3 separate regions of the Homo sapiens genome follow, and all the other regions are linked to region 3. The links are chromatin loops, found by intact Hi-C in ENCODE. Cell type or tissue: heart right ventricle. All regions are shown on one strand.

Region 1 (5,000 bases), 200 kb after region 3:
GGTGAGATATTTATAAACAGGAATTTCTGGCTGGGAGCAGTGGCTCAAGCCTGTAATCCCAGCACTTTGGGAGGCCGAGGTGGGTGGACCACTTGAGGTCAGGAGTTCAAGACCAGCCTGACCAACATGGAGAAACCCCGTCTCTACTAAAAATACAAAAAAAAAAAAAAAGCCAGACGTGGTGGCTCACGCCTGTAATCCCAGCACTTTGGGAGGCCAGGGTGGGCAGATAGCCTGAGGTCAGGAGTTTGAGACCAGCCTGGCCAATGTGGTGAAACCCCATCTCTACTAAAAAATGCAAAAATTAGCTGGGCGTGGTGGTGGGTGCCTGTAATACCAGCTACTCAGAAGGCTGAGGTAGGAGAATTGCTTGAACCCAGGATACAGAGGCTGCAGTGAGCCGAGATCACACCACTGCACTCCAGCTTGGGTGACAGAGTGAGATTCCATCTCAAAAAAAAAAAAAAAAAAAAAAATATATATATATATATATACACACACACACACATATTTATATATATGCGTATATATGTATATATACATATATACACATATATATGTATATACATATATATACGCATATATATGTGTATATACACATATATATGTACATATATATGTATATATATACACATATATATATATACACAAAAAATTATCCAGGCATGGTGGCGCATGCCTGTAATCCCACCTACTTGGGAGGCTGAGGCAGGAGAATCGCTTGAACCTGGGTGGCAGAGGTTGCGGTGAGCCAAGATTGCACCATTGCACTTCAGCCTGAGCAACAAGAGTGAAACTCCATCTCAAAAAAAATAAAAAATAAATTAAATAAACAAGAATTTCTTTTTTCTGGTTTTTTTTTTCAAATAGAGAAGTTTTTTTTTCTAAAAAGAGAAGAAAATAAGAACATAGAATTATTCTTAGGTAAATAACCCTCAGGCAAAAAAAAAAAAACAAAAAAAACAAAAACCAAATCTTTAAAAAATGGACAAAGGACTTGAACAGACATTTCTCCAAAGAATACATAAAGATGGCCAAATAAGCACATGAAAGGATGCTCAATATCACTAATTGTTAGGATAATGCAAAACAAAACATAAGATAGCACTTTATACTCCTAAGAAGCAAACAAAAAGCCAACAAACAAGTGTTGGAGAGACTGTGGAGAAATTTGAAACCTTGTGCTTTGCTAATGGAAATATAAACTGGTGCAGCTGCTTGCTGTAGAGAACAGTATAGCTCCCCAAAAATTAAATATAGAATTAGCATATGATCCAGCAATTCCACTGCTGAGTATATACTAAAAAGAACTGAAAGCAGGGATTTCAACAGATATTTATATACCAATGTTCATAACACCATTATTCGCAATGGCCAAAGGTAGAAACAACCTAAATATCCATCAACAGATGAATGGAAAAACAAAATGTGGTATATATGGTGGGGACCTATAGGAACCTCAGAGTTGGTATTGGTAGTGACAGGAGGCAGAGAAATTTAAGGGCAGGTCCCTGACAAAACCCCACCCTCAAGCCTAAAACCATGGCCCAAACTGTTTTCCTGCTCAAATGTTACCTTTTCCTAAACCACCCATGCCCTCGCCCTGCTCTATCCTGTGCCTATAAAGACCCTAGACTCAGCTGGCAGAGAGAAGAAGCAGCTGGATGTCAGGGACTACAGCTGGACATCAGAGAAAAGCAGCTTGACTTTAGAGGGACAGCTTGATGGTGAAACTCTGGAGAATAATCCAGCCAGAGATGGCTGGACTTCTGGGGAAGATTACCTACCCACCTCCCCATCTCCTTTGCAGCTCCCCTTCCCACTGAGAGCCACTTTATTGGCAATAAAATCCCCGCATTTGCCATCCTTCAATTCATTCATGCAGCCTCATTTTTCCTGGATACCAGAAAGCGCTCAGGAGCCACAAGTGTGGATACAAAAGGCTGTCACACTGGCCCTTTGCCCTCGCTGGCAGAGGGCAGCGGCCTCACGTGAAAAGGCAGAGGGCTCACTGAACTGTTAACACTTAAGCCGTCCGCAGATGGCAGAGCTAAAAGATCACCGTAACACGCCCACTGGGGCTTCGGGGATTGCACGCACCTCCCCTAGATGCTGCCGCTGGGCCTGCACAGAATTTGCTCCTGCCAGTACCCAAAAGCGCTTGCCCAGGCTCCTGCACCCGCTCACCTGAGTGCTCCCCTCCCATGAGGGGTGAACGCTGCAGGTCTGAGTGAGTGGAGTTTACTCTTGCCAGTGCCAAAGCAGTCAGATGGTTCCAGCAGGCATGTACTCCAGTTCCCACCTTGTTCACTCACACACTCCCTCCCTCGAGGAGAGCAGTGGGCTGAGTAAACAGGGCACCTCTGTCACAAGTCCCACAAAGGGGTCAGGGGACTATCTGGCTTCAGTATGAAGATTATTATAAACTAAAGATACTTTAGATTTAACAGATGCAGAAAAAAGCCTTCTCAGAGCTTCCCTTATGTGACTAAGCAGCAAGTTCTAGGAAATGAGGCTATCAAACATTCCCTCTTGAGGTGGGTCGACCCCCAGGAAGATTGAGAGTAAGCTACTATAAATGCCCTCTTGAGGAATGGCAATAAGCAAACAGAAGGATCAGTGGCCCTGCATTTAAAAAATTATCAACATAATCAAAAATGTTAACTTTGGGAGGCCGAGGCGGGCGGATCACGAGGTCAGGAGATCGAGACCATCCCGGCTAAAACGGTGAAACCCCGTCTCTACTAAAAATACAAAAAATTAGCCGGGCGTAGTGGCGGGCGCCTGTAGTCCCAGCTACTTGGGAGGCTGAGGCAGGAGAATGGCGTGAACCCGGGAGGCGGAGCTTGCAGTGAGCCGAGATGGCGCCACTGCACTCCAGCCTGGGCGACAGAGCGAGACTCCGTCTCAAAAAAGAAAAAAAAAAAAAAAAAAAATGTTATTTCCATTTGTTCTCCTAAAAACCCGTTTGTCTTTCCTAAACAAACCTAGTTGTTCTTCTCATAGAAGCTTTTTCTGCCCTCCCTTTCCCCATGTTACGTATGTAAGCTCTAACTTTAATCACTTAGTGAGCTTGCTGCTTCTTTTGTTGCGTTCATGTGTGTATAAATAAAACTTTATTCTCCTGTTAATGCCTTATGTCAGTTTAATTTGCACTCTCCCAGGCACAAAATAGAGGGTAGAGGAGAAGTTTTTTCTCCGAGACATATATCTATAAGGAAATATTTTATTCAACTTTTTTTTTTGAGACGGAGTCTCTCTCTGTTGCCCAGGCTGGAGTGCAGTGGCGCAATCTCAGTTCACTGCAACCTCTGCCTCCCAGTTTGAAGCGATTCTCCTGGCTCAGCCTCCCGAGTAGCTGGAACCACAGGCATGCACCACCATGCCTGGCTAATTTTTCTATTTTTAGTAGAGATGGGGTTTCACCATGTTGGCCAGGCTGGTCTCGAATTCCTGACCTGAAGTGATCCACCCACCTTGGCCTCCCAAAGTGCTAGGATTACAGGCATGAGCCACCATGCCCGGCCTATTCAACTTTAAAAAGGGAGGAAATTCTGACATATTCTACAACATGGATGAATCTTAAAGACATTACACTAAGTGAAAGAGCCAGACACAAAAGAAAAATATTGTACCATTCCACTTTTTTCAGTTGCTTTAGTATAGTCAAATTCTTAGAGATAGAAAATAAAATAGTGTTTGGTTGGCAGGGGATAGAGAGAGAGGAGAAAGATCAGATTATTGTTTAATGAGTAGAGTTTCAGTGTGGGATGATAAGATCTGTAGCAACATGGTGGCCATGTTTACACAAAAATGTACATGTACTTAATGCCACTGAACTATATACCTAAAAATGATTAAAATGGTAAATTGTGTGTTGTGTGTCTTTTACTATAACTAAAAAATACCCAGATCTATAGACCTTTAGTGTTTTTACTCTTCAGCTAAAGTGAAGTATGAGGGTGGAAGAGAAAGATAAAGTTTGAAGTAGTTAGGTACCATTTGCCCTCCACAAATATAGCTGACATCTATAGCCCCAAATGGATATTACAACCAAGACAGAAATAATAATGTTCCTTCACCATTTGGGAGGGCACCCTCTAGAATAGTATTGGGAATTACATATTTGTAAGGGATTTGAATGTGTTTTTAAAATCTTCTCAGAGCTTATAATATTAGATAATATTATTAGATAAATTATCACAAGGGTCCATCAGCAATACAATGGGGGCAAATATTCAAGCCCATCCTGATCAACGGGTGTAAGTGTTCCTCACTGTGGAAGGGAGGAAAAGAGCCAATACCTTAAGAAAGCACATATAATTACTTAAAGAAAATAAAATACTGTTTAGGCAAGAAACATTCGGGCTGAAATAGTCTTACTCAATGCTGGTTTGGGGAGCCTATAGAGGTTACCTTTACAGCCTACGTGAGAATTGGCAAAAAAAAAAAAAAAAAAATTTTACAGATTTTAAAATATGAATAAGTAAACTTCCAGAGTAAATATTATAAATATACATTTGACTGTTTCATCTACAGCCTTAAAAGTGTATACATTAAAATAAACTGATATTTCAGGTTGCCTTTTGTTTCGGTAAACAGAAAATTTTCTTTTTATGGAAGAAAATGGCAATAACAAGCAAGTATGGCTGAATCAGTAATGAGAAATAAAAAGAGGGAAGCTAGGAAATTTAACATAGATTTAGTAATCAGAATATGCATTCTTCAAATTGTAAGCACTGACTATTGTTTTAAACAAGCCTCTTGAAGAACACTTTAACAAACAATAGAGTAAGTGGTTATGTCAGAGGTGCTGGAACCAGAGCAACTCCATCTTGAATAGCGCTGGGTAAAATGAGGCTGAGACCTACTGGGCTGCATTTCCAGATGGTTAAGGCATTCTAAGTCACAGGATGAGACACGATGTTGGCACAAGATACAGGTCATAAAGACCTTGCTGATAAAATGGTTGCAGTAAAGAAGCCAGCCAAAACCCACCA
Region 2 (5,000 bases), 120 kb after region 3:
TCTCACCAACTTCATAAGCTCAGTCTCTTCCAGAGGGCCTTCCAGTGCATGTGTCTCTGCACCTATATATCTTTTTTCTTTTTAGAAATTTTATAAACTTCTTGAAGGCAAAGTTCATATTAGATACTGTATTTCTCCTCTTAACCTTAGGGCTGTATTAGGTTCCAAAAATGCTTAATGATGCATCACCACAGTAACTGCGGCTATGCTATACTTCCACCAACCAATGGATAAACCCCTCCAAGCATTCTATAAAAAGAGTTTTACTATCTAAAAATGGGAATAATAATACTAACATGGAATAGATGTATTCAAAATGTGCAATATGAATTCCTCACACTATACAAGGATCTTAAGAGTTTGGCATACCAGCCAGGCACAGTGGCTCACGCCTGTAATCCCAGCACTTTGGGAGGCCGAGGCTGGAGGATCATGAGGTCAGAAGATTGAGACCATCCTGGCTAACATGGTGAAACCCTGTCTCTACTAAAAATACAAAAAATGAGCCGGGCGTGGTGGCAGGCACCTGTAGTCCCAGCTACTCAGAAGGCTGAGGCAGGAGAATGCTGTGAACCCGGGAGGAGAAGTTTGCAGTGAGCCAAGATAGTGCCACTGCACTCCAGCCTGGGCAACAGAGCGAGACTCTGTCTCAAAAAAAAAAAAAAAACAATAGAGTTTGGCATATCATAAATGTAAGAAAAAGATAAAAGTAAATTGTTTAAAAAATACATATCTAAATATGTAAACATGATAGAAACTTAGGAGTGATATTTCTTACCTCCTGCCCCATTACATTCAGCAAAAAAGAGGCAGTCTCTGCAAGAAAGTAACTTTAACTGCTACTTAATTTTTGATATATTATTTTCTTAATTGAAATAACAATGCCCTCTCTTTGTTCAACATTGGATCAATTAAAATGATGAGTGTTTAACCTATACTTATATATATCAAACCTAAAATACTTTAAAGTGACATAAAACTACTGAAATCAAAGCAACATAAACCCATGTAAAATAATGTGTTTCCAAGCAAGAACAAAAGAAAAGGTAAATTCTCTACAGACCGAGGCCTCATCCTTTATTTATAATTCTACATATTACTTTTTGTAAAATATGCCAAAAAGAAACATGAAATAGAAACATGCTTTTAAAATTGACTGAATGCCAAAGCAGTGAACATAATATAAGATAGACTAAGTCATAAGACTACCAAAGTGTATTAAAATACTTTGGAGTTAAATGTGTATACATAAATAGAAGCTTTTAATAAATGTTGAAAATACTGATTATAGAAAATCAATCCTGATCATGAACACTGAAAAAGTAACTTACATATAACACATAAATATGTGTCCATTTATGAGACACTTTGATAGTTAACAGCCTTTCTAAAAGTGAGTTTATATATTAGTTCAACAAAGCGCAAAGGACACATAAATTCCTAATGACTAGATATACTTGACTCACTTTCTAGAAAACTGCAATGGGGATTTTCAAGGGTTCCACTGCGGTGTTTGGAGCCTGGACAGTGGCGACTTCAAGTCAGTGTGGTAGAGATTAAGAAAATGATCAGGGATGGCCAGTTATACTCAGGAGATTAAAGCATACATGTATTATAATCTGGAGAAATAGATTTTTAAAATCAAGAAATTTCCTAAAATAAAAGGAAAATGAATAAACTGCTCTGAAGAGTCTGAGGAAAAGCAGGCAGGATCCACAAATATCCAGGATGATCCCTATAAGTTGCCTTGTCAATACAAGTTTGAGAAGCAGTATTAAAAAGATGACAGACAACTGAAAGCAATTCCAACTGCAGAATGAAAAGAAACACAATATAGTCAGACAGTTGTCACTACAGGGAATCTGTGACGCATCCATTTAGGAGCTATAGCATTTCCTCCAAATCAAAATAACAGAATTGAATACTAGGTAGTTCAGGACCCCCACAGGGATATCTTCAGAAATTATATTTTAAACAAAAGTTCTTGCTCAATAGTTTTGACAGCATAGCCACAAATAAGGTTGGCTAGCTTAAATCAGGAATGCAGCAAATATTCTACTGTTGCAGTAGAAATAACCTAATTTGCGTGTGCACTGCTGAAAATAAAAAGAAAGGCTATAATGTCATGTCTAACTCTTGAGTTAACAATTGCCTCCCTTAGGCAATAATACTTATGCAAGAATACCCCTATTATGTCTCAATATTCCATTTTATTTAGATAAAAAGAAGCTCTGATTTTAAGAAATTAATTTTTTAAGTCAGGCAAAAGCATAAACTAAGAGTACTCTATTGCATGAAATTATATGGCCAATGTAGCAATGATTGCAAGAACCATTATGTTAACAAGGAAGTCAGTGGTAATACTTCCAAGAGCTGAGCCCCCACCCCTAACGAATTTAAATTTGTAGATTTAGATGAATGAGGCACCAAACACAACTAGCAAATAAAATAATTAATGTGTTATTTTACAATTTAGAAAAAGCAGCCTTTTGTTTACTACTATGAGTCCTTAGTGATATTCTGCTTTCATCTATAACAAAATGCTGAATGGTCAGTTTTTAAAATTAACCAGAATAACCTAGTTCTAACATAAATAGTCTTCCCTTTTTATTATGGTGAAGTCACAAGTAACAACAATAATGATAATAAATGTCCTGGAGGTCTACTTCTCAATTACAATTCTGAAAGGAGAGAATACAGCATGAACAGTGTTGAGAATCTTGGCAGTGAAACTACTGGTATATCTTTGACAGTCTGATTAAACTGCTCCACTTTTCAAAAACATCATAAGGACATTCAAACTACAGTGCACATGAAAGAAAATTGCAGGGGTTTGTTTCTAATGTACAATCACCTTGCACATGCATATGTGCCCTCGCTCTCTTACTTAAGAAAAATGCCTTGGCTTACCATTGTCTAAACCTTTAAAACCACATTCTGCACCAACACTAAAACAGCATCAGATTGCATTCCGAAAGAACCACAGATCACACAGGCAACAGAAATCTTACCTGGGAAACCCCCTTGGACCATTGTTGTGTTCCCTTCAGGGTATCTGCATTCCTGACAAATATCCAATGCTGGACGCAGCTCAAATCCTCACCACAGACTCCTCTCTCTTCTGACGACCTTGGGCCTATTTTTCTCTCTCTCTCTCTCTCTCTCTCTCAGATTTTGTTCTCTTTAAGGGCAACCTGTCAATCTATTTATATCAGGAAAAGCAATCAATTAAGCTAATTTCAAGCTAGTCCTCAAGCTAAACAGTCACCTCTGTCAGCAGGTGAAAGCTGCCTGGAAAACTATGCCGGAGAAGCAAAATCCCTGGTTTCCCACATCAGACCCTTGGATGCTTCACGCTGCTGACTGTGACACTCAGTTACCCTGCTCGCCTCAGGATAATAGCTCTATTTCAGAACAGGAGGCATTATAACCTCAACCATTTATTGTGGCCAGCTTCAATTAATATCATTTTAATGACCCAGCTTTCCTGCTGAGAAACGGTTCATCACATTAGTTACATCTTTCAAATGCAAATTAAAAGGAAACAGCAGTTGATTTTAGCCTGTCCAAAGTGAGGGGAACAGTCACCAACTTGCTCTCTCCTTAATGCTCCCAGCATTGAATCATGTTTATAACAAAGAAGCTGGTGAACCACACTGAGCATGTGGTATCTCTCCCCTAGCGAGATTCATTTGTATCTCAGTAACATTCTAAACGTGCAGTAAAGATTCTATTTAAGCAGTCAAGCCTTCAAGTTAGCTTTCAGGGGGGAAAAATATAAAAAAAAAATGTAGCTTCAGAAAACCCACTAGAAAAATGGTTGAGATTTCTTAAATTTCACTCAAAGTGCTACAGTGCACCCCCTACCCTACCCTACCCCCCACACACCTGAATACCATTATTTAACCAATTACAGTGACTTCAGAAGTATCTACCAATTATACAGTATAATCTTTCTTTGTAAAATGCAGAATAAAAAAATCATCTATGTGATCACTGTATCATATGAGTAATACTTAAAAAGTCAAGAATACCCAAAGAAAACTCAAATACTACTCAAAAGGTATTAAACAATACAATTTTTAATTTACAGTTATAATAAATACATCCAAATTATATCAAGCGCTGAAGCTGAGTTTTCAGAATAAAAAAAACAATAAAAAGCCAAGTTCATCAGTTTTCTCCAATTACAGAGCTAGAATACAAATTCTACTAAATAACTTTTTTTTTCCTTTTTTTTTTTTTAGACAGAGTTGCCCAGGCTGAAGTGCAGAGGTGCGCTTTTTAGACAGCTCTGTTGCCCAGGCTGAAGTGCAGAGGCGCGACCTTGGCTTACTGCAACTCCACCTCCCCGGTTCAAGCAATTCTCCTGCCTCAGATTCCGAGTAGCTGGGATTACAGGCATGTGCCACCAGGCCCAGCTAATTTTTGTATTTTTAGTAGAGATGGGGTTTCACCATGTTGACCAGGCTGGTCTTGAACTCTTGAGCTCAGGTGATCCGCCCGCCTGGGCCTCCCAAAGTGCTAGGTTTACAGGCATAAGACACTGTGTCAGCCTATTTTACTTAACTATGAAAAGCCCAAAAATGGATGATTGTGTAGGAAATGAGAAAAAGAATTTACATAAAACTAAAAAATGAAATCAGCCTTTATTTCTAACACTTTTCCATCCTATTTTGCATTGCCAAAAACAAACAAACAAAAAACAAAAAAAAGAACAAACATACTCAAATATTTGGTGAAATGAACATATAAATTTTGTTAAACACAGTTTGACGTGAACATTCTTAACATTCTTTAAATGCTTGGTAATAATTGCTGTTGATTGTAGTGACACCTATTGGCAAGGTAGAGATCAACTACAGAGTCCACAACGATACAAAAAATAGACAAAATTTTAAACCAAAAGAACTACTAGTTGCTCAATAAATCTTTATTACAAGTTTGCTTCATGCTAAAAACTGGCATGGCACACAGAGAAAGGCACTGGAAGGAAGTGC
Region 3 (5,000 bases):
TGGAGCGCAGTGTGTTCTTCACAGGCATGATCTCACTGCTAATCAGCACAGGGGTTTTCACCTGCTCTGTTTCTGACCTGGGCTGGTTCACCCCTTTTTAGGCATCTTGGTGGTCCCTCCTCCCAGGAGGTCACCATATCGATACCGAACTTAGTGTGGACACCCAATTGGCAGAGCTCGTTATAGCGTCAAACTTCTGGGCTCAAGTGATCCTCCTGTCTCAGCCTCCTGAGTAGCTGGGACTACACGAGCAACAACACACTCGGCCAGATATCCTTTGATGGTCATTCCAGCCAGAGTTTTTTCTTTTTCGTTACACTAATATCCCTATAAAACTATCTGTTCAGGGCTCAAATCCTGAACTAGAGTTTTTTCCCCTTAAGACATTCAATTAGAATTAAAAAACAAAAAAACAAAAACAAAAAAAACCACGGCTACAGAAAATACTGGGGGATAAAGGTAAGTTAGCTCTAAACCCCACGGAGGAGTGCAGAATCCAGACTTGGGAGAATCCAAACTGCCTAAACACGTGGAAAGTGAAGCATAGCGAAAGGGCAGTTTATTAACTGAAATAAATAATAACACCAATAAATTGACCAGAATGTTTATGTCTGCCTCCCATCATATCCTATTTTTTTTTTAATAGGCACATTTTCAGGGGAAATTATCATACGATGGTTTACTTTAAGGCATAAATTCCTGCAACTGGGTTTGGACAAAGCAGGGAACAGGAGAGACTGGTTTGGATAGGAGAAAGCATGGGTTTACTCTGTCTCTTGGTAACGTCTGAGAGACACCCAGGTGGTGAGGTGTAGTACACAGACAGCAGGTAGGTAAGCTGATCTGGAAGGTAGGGATAACTTGTATAATGAATGGAATGTTAGGAGTCTGTGATCCTAGCTCTTCAACTTAAGAGTTCTGCAAACCTGGCCGGGCGCAGTGGTTCACGCCTGTAATCCCAGCACTTTGGGAGGCCAAGGTGGGGGCGGTGGATCACCTGAGGTCAGGAGTTCGAGACCAGCCTGGCCAATATGGCAAAACCCCGTCTGTACTAAAAATACAAAAATTAGCTGGGTGCCTGTAATCCCAGTTACTCGGGAGTCTGAGGCAGAAGAATTGCTTTTACCTGGGGAGGCGGAGGTTGCAGTGAGCTGAGATTGCACCACTGCACTCCAGCCTGGGTGACAGAGCAAGATTCTGTCTCAAAAAAAAAAAAAAAAAAAAGTGATCTACAAACCTGAACAGGTTATTTGCCCTCTTCAAGCCTTAATTTCCCCATCCATAAAATGGAAAAAAATAAAAGTAGCTATAATTTCAGGATGCTGAAAAGATTAAATGAAGTAATACATGAGCACCCTTAGCAACACACCTGGCAATTAATAATATTTACTAAAGATGCTAATGATGATAGTAAATGGAATTGGGCTATGGTAGCCCCATGTTCCTAAATGCACTACAGGGGACTAGTGCAGAGCCCAGAACATGCACCCATAACCACGGTGCTAAGAGTCTTGGAAGCGACCTAGAAAGGACACTTTTCTCCTGTAGGAAATGCTGGAGGCAATTTTTAGAGTAAGTAAGACTAACTTACCTTTGTATCTCACAGTATTTTCTGTAACTGGTTTTTGTTTGTTTGTTTTTTGCTTTTAATTGAATCTGACATCCCCTGCCTCGGGTCTCTTTCCTAGGCATGTTCACACAGCCTTTCTTCACCAGGCTCCCATTCGATGTATAACAATACAATAGATAGTGACCAAGTTATGCCCAGCTGTTCATTGTTATTAGATTCAGTTACAATCTCATCCTATGTCCTTAATTCCCCATTGGTTTACAACCTGAAAGATTTAACCCCAGTAAGCACTATCCTGAGACTGGAGCCTAGGTCTCCTGGATGACCATGCCTACACTTAGCTGCCTACTTTCTAACTGATTTTTGGGGGGCCAGACTTATCTCACTCATTCAGATTCTCTTTAATTTTCCCCTTCTATGAGAAAGATCCTAGGACTGCTCCCCTGCCCTTTATAAATTTTGCTTCTAAACAGATGATATGATATAAAATGAACTAAAAAAATTACCTCCTCTTGTAATTCTTCCCTTAGCCCCTGGGTGGTGCCCCTTCCACAAGATGAACCAATGAATTTTATCACTTATTTGCAAGATTATATTGTATCTTTTTATGTATGTGTCTCCCATATCTTAATATGATCGACTTTGTCTTATTTCTTTCTTCAACATATGGCAGAATAGAATATGGGCTTTATAAAGTGTTAGTGCTGAGTGAATCAAAGTTCGGGAACTTAAATCTTAAATGCACCCACGTGGATTTGAGAACCAGCCATGAAAGGAAGGTCACACAGTGAAGATGACTCTGTGGCCTTTACTTTAAAGGATCACACTTGAAAAGAGAGAAAAAAGACGTGAAAAGGTCAATAAGGCTCATGGGAATTTTTAGAGGAAAAACTCTAACCTGCCTCGTAAACAGAAACTATTGGTGTTACTCCTACCAGTGTGTATCAAATGGCCTTAGGAGGAGCAAAAGTAAGTGCCTCTGTTTGAAAATGATATTGTAGATCTGCAATTCGACCTTGGTTTCAACCCCAATTAACCAGCAGTGGGACAAAGGACCTGACTTCCCAAACTACAGGTTTAAAAATCCAATTTGCACATCACATGGAAGAAGTACTAATTTGGTTTTATTCTTCCTTATCATTTGAACTTTTTAGAAAAAAGAAATGGCACTGGAATAACAGCCAGATAATCTGGGTTCAGACTTGTTCTGCTACTTACTAGCAGTAATAGTGTTTGGAAACCTTCATTTTTTTATTAAGAATGCAATAACTGCTACCTGAATAAGGGGTTGTGAGCAAAGTTGAATTCAATACATGCTTACTGAGCACCTACTACATGCCAGCACAAACAAAAAGAAAAACAGAGGAGCCCTTGCCCTGAGCACATTTACAGACCTAGTGAGACAGATGTTAAAGAAATAATCATAGAAATGAATACAACTGAATGGTAGATGCGTGAAGGTGTGTGGTGGGTAGCAGGAGCCTGAAGTGTCAGTTTCCTTCCTTTTTTCTTGTCCTCAAAAATGTAGAAGGAATAGATGAGAAAACTGGATTTCTGAAAAGCATCTGGTCTGACGCACTGTCTCATTTCTTATATTGATTACTCTTAAACATCCGAGCCAAGGGATGGAGCTGGTACGTGATGATGATGAAAATTATGACAGCTAAAATCTCCTGAGTATGTGCCTGTTACTGAGCTAGGCATATTACCCATTTGTTGGTGTACACAACAGACCTGTGTATTAGGGACAATTATTGCTCTTATAATTATTGCTCTTATAATATAATTGAGGTATAATTATATACCTCAGCAGAGCTGAGGTAACTGCGGCACAGAGAGGCTAAATTATTATTTGCCAAGCCAGAACTTAACTCAGACACATCTTGCTGCAGAGCCCTTGCTCTTAACTGAGTAAACCTTCAGGGAAAGGGAAAGTACTGTTTACCTCCTCCCAGCAACACACGCAAGATTCTTAGCCAGCAATGACATAGTGATTCCGTTTTTAGATCCAATATCAGGTCAGAACAAGTCATGCCTGCTTATTTTAAACTTGGGTTGGGAAAAAAAATCATGGCAGTAGCCACGGCAGTGACCTTGGGTCGCTTTCCTTCATATTTTGTGTTTAAACATGAATTTATAATTTGCTAATTGCCCAATTATTACACAAAAGGAGCTCTTAATGCCTTCAAAACTGAGGTTTGGGGACATTCTAATGTGTTTACTTTGCAAGGGACCCCTAAAAAAGAAGAATGAAGAAATGTTGTAGAAAGGTCATCTCATTTCATGAAATAAACTGATATGACACATTCTGGCAGCATGATGCTATAATCTTCAGCACAGCACTATGAGCTCTGAAAGAAAATGCTTTGTGGGCCAGGAAAATTACTGTGATCAAGTGAAGGAGCTTCTGAAGGGTGGACATAAAAGGCAACACTGGCAATATCCCATATAACAGATGGGTGACATGTCCAGCTGACAATCCCCAAAGCTGGTTGATCTCTGTCCCAAAGCTGGACAATCAAAATGCCCTGTCTCTCTGGCCACAGTAACTGGTCCAAGGGTGGACACTTGAACCACACAAGAATATTCTACGGATTTTCCAAAGTAGACCCAAGGGAAGAGTCAGCTCTTTTCTGGCAGAGAGGCTTAGGAGCTTTGGGCAGCCATACACACATCAGGCTGAAGAAGCACATCTGCAGGAGGAAAGTCAGATAAACAGAGAGAACCCTGGCAGCAGCAGGCCTCTGGTTCCAACCACCTCTGAGGCTAAGTGTCAACCACACGCTGCCTGCAAGTATATGAAAAACAAACAAACTAACTAACAAACAAACAAACCTCTAGCCCTTGAGTAAATTTCTCCTTTTGTCTAAGTAATGTCAAATTGAGATTCTGTCACTTGCAACAAAGAGATCCCTAATTGAAACAGGGTGGAGCCCATCTCTCCCAGAAAATATCCACCAGGATAACAAACTCAGATGCATCCAGGCATCAGGCTGCAAGGGAGCCAACTGAAGGTGAATGACGTGAACTGAGTATAAGACAACAAATTAGGCCAGGCGCGGTGGCTCACGCCTGTAATCCCAGCACTGTGTAAGGCCGAGGTGGGTGGATCACTTGAGTTCAGGAGACTGGCCTAGGGAACACGGTGAAACCCCATCTCTACAAAAAATACAAAAATTAGCCAGCCATGGTGGTGCACACCTGTGGTCCCAGCTACTCAGGAGGCTGAGGTAGGAGGATCGCTTGAGCCCGGGAGGCAGAAGTTGCAGTGAGCTGAGATCGTGCCACTGCACTCCAGCTGGGGTTATAGAGTGAGACCCCATCTCAAAACAAACAAACAGAGATGGTGGTTCAGCCTAAAAGCATTCAAATTTAACAATTCTTAAAATATGCCCATCAGACAAACAACAAACAAACACTAATGTTTACT

The links. Hi-C counts contacts between places; a loop is a spot of excess contacts. Peaks named below come from ENCODE experiments on the same cell type or tissue, not always from the same donor. Only the 100,000 strongest peaks of a DNase experiment are listed, where the experiment ranks them.
Region 1: a loop joins it to region 3, with 2.9 times the contacts of the local background. A loop is called at or near these places in 13 of 110 quality-filtered maps.
Region 2: a loop joins it to region 3, with 8 times the contacts of the local background. A loop is called at or near these places in 36 of 110 quality-filtered maps.

The regions. Positions count from the first base shown.
Region 1 is chr1:61,867,034-61,872,033 of GRCh38, reverse strand. All of the region lies in intron 20 of PATJ (PATJ crumbs cell polarity complex component), which reads right to left. Among named protein-coding and RNA genes, the nearest start is that of MIR12132, 23 kb to the right of the region's middle. In heart right ventricle, no CTCF peak of the experiment used is centred here; a DNase peak (open chromatin) is centred at 2,083; H3K27ac peaks cover 1,795 bases.
Region 2 is chr1:61,950,423-61,955,422 of GRCh38, reverse strand. The region is part of intron 27 of PATJ (PATJ crumbs cell polarity complex component); the gene reads right to left. Among named protein-coding and RNA genes, the nearest start is that of MIR12132, 110 kb to the right of the region's middle. RefSeq lists a silencer at 4,412-4,706 and an enhancer at 4,287-5,000. In heart right ventricle, a CTCF peak has its summit at 4,832 (motif pointing left); no DNase peak of the experiment used is centred here; H3K4me3 peaks cover 2,650 bases; H3K27ac peaks cover 4,326 bases.
Region 3 is chr1:62,067,715-62,072,714 of GRCh38, reverse strand. The region is part of intron 31 of PATJ (PATJ crumbs cell polarity complex component); the gene reads right to left. It also overlaps the pseudogene RN7SL180P. Among named protein-coding and RNA genes, the nearest start is that of MIR3116-1, 8.6 kb to the left of the region's middle. In heart right ventricle, a CTCF peak has its summit at 2,107; a DNase peak (open chromatin) is centred at 4,160; H3K27ac peaks cover 3,288 bases.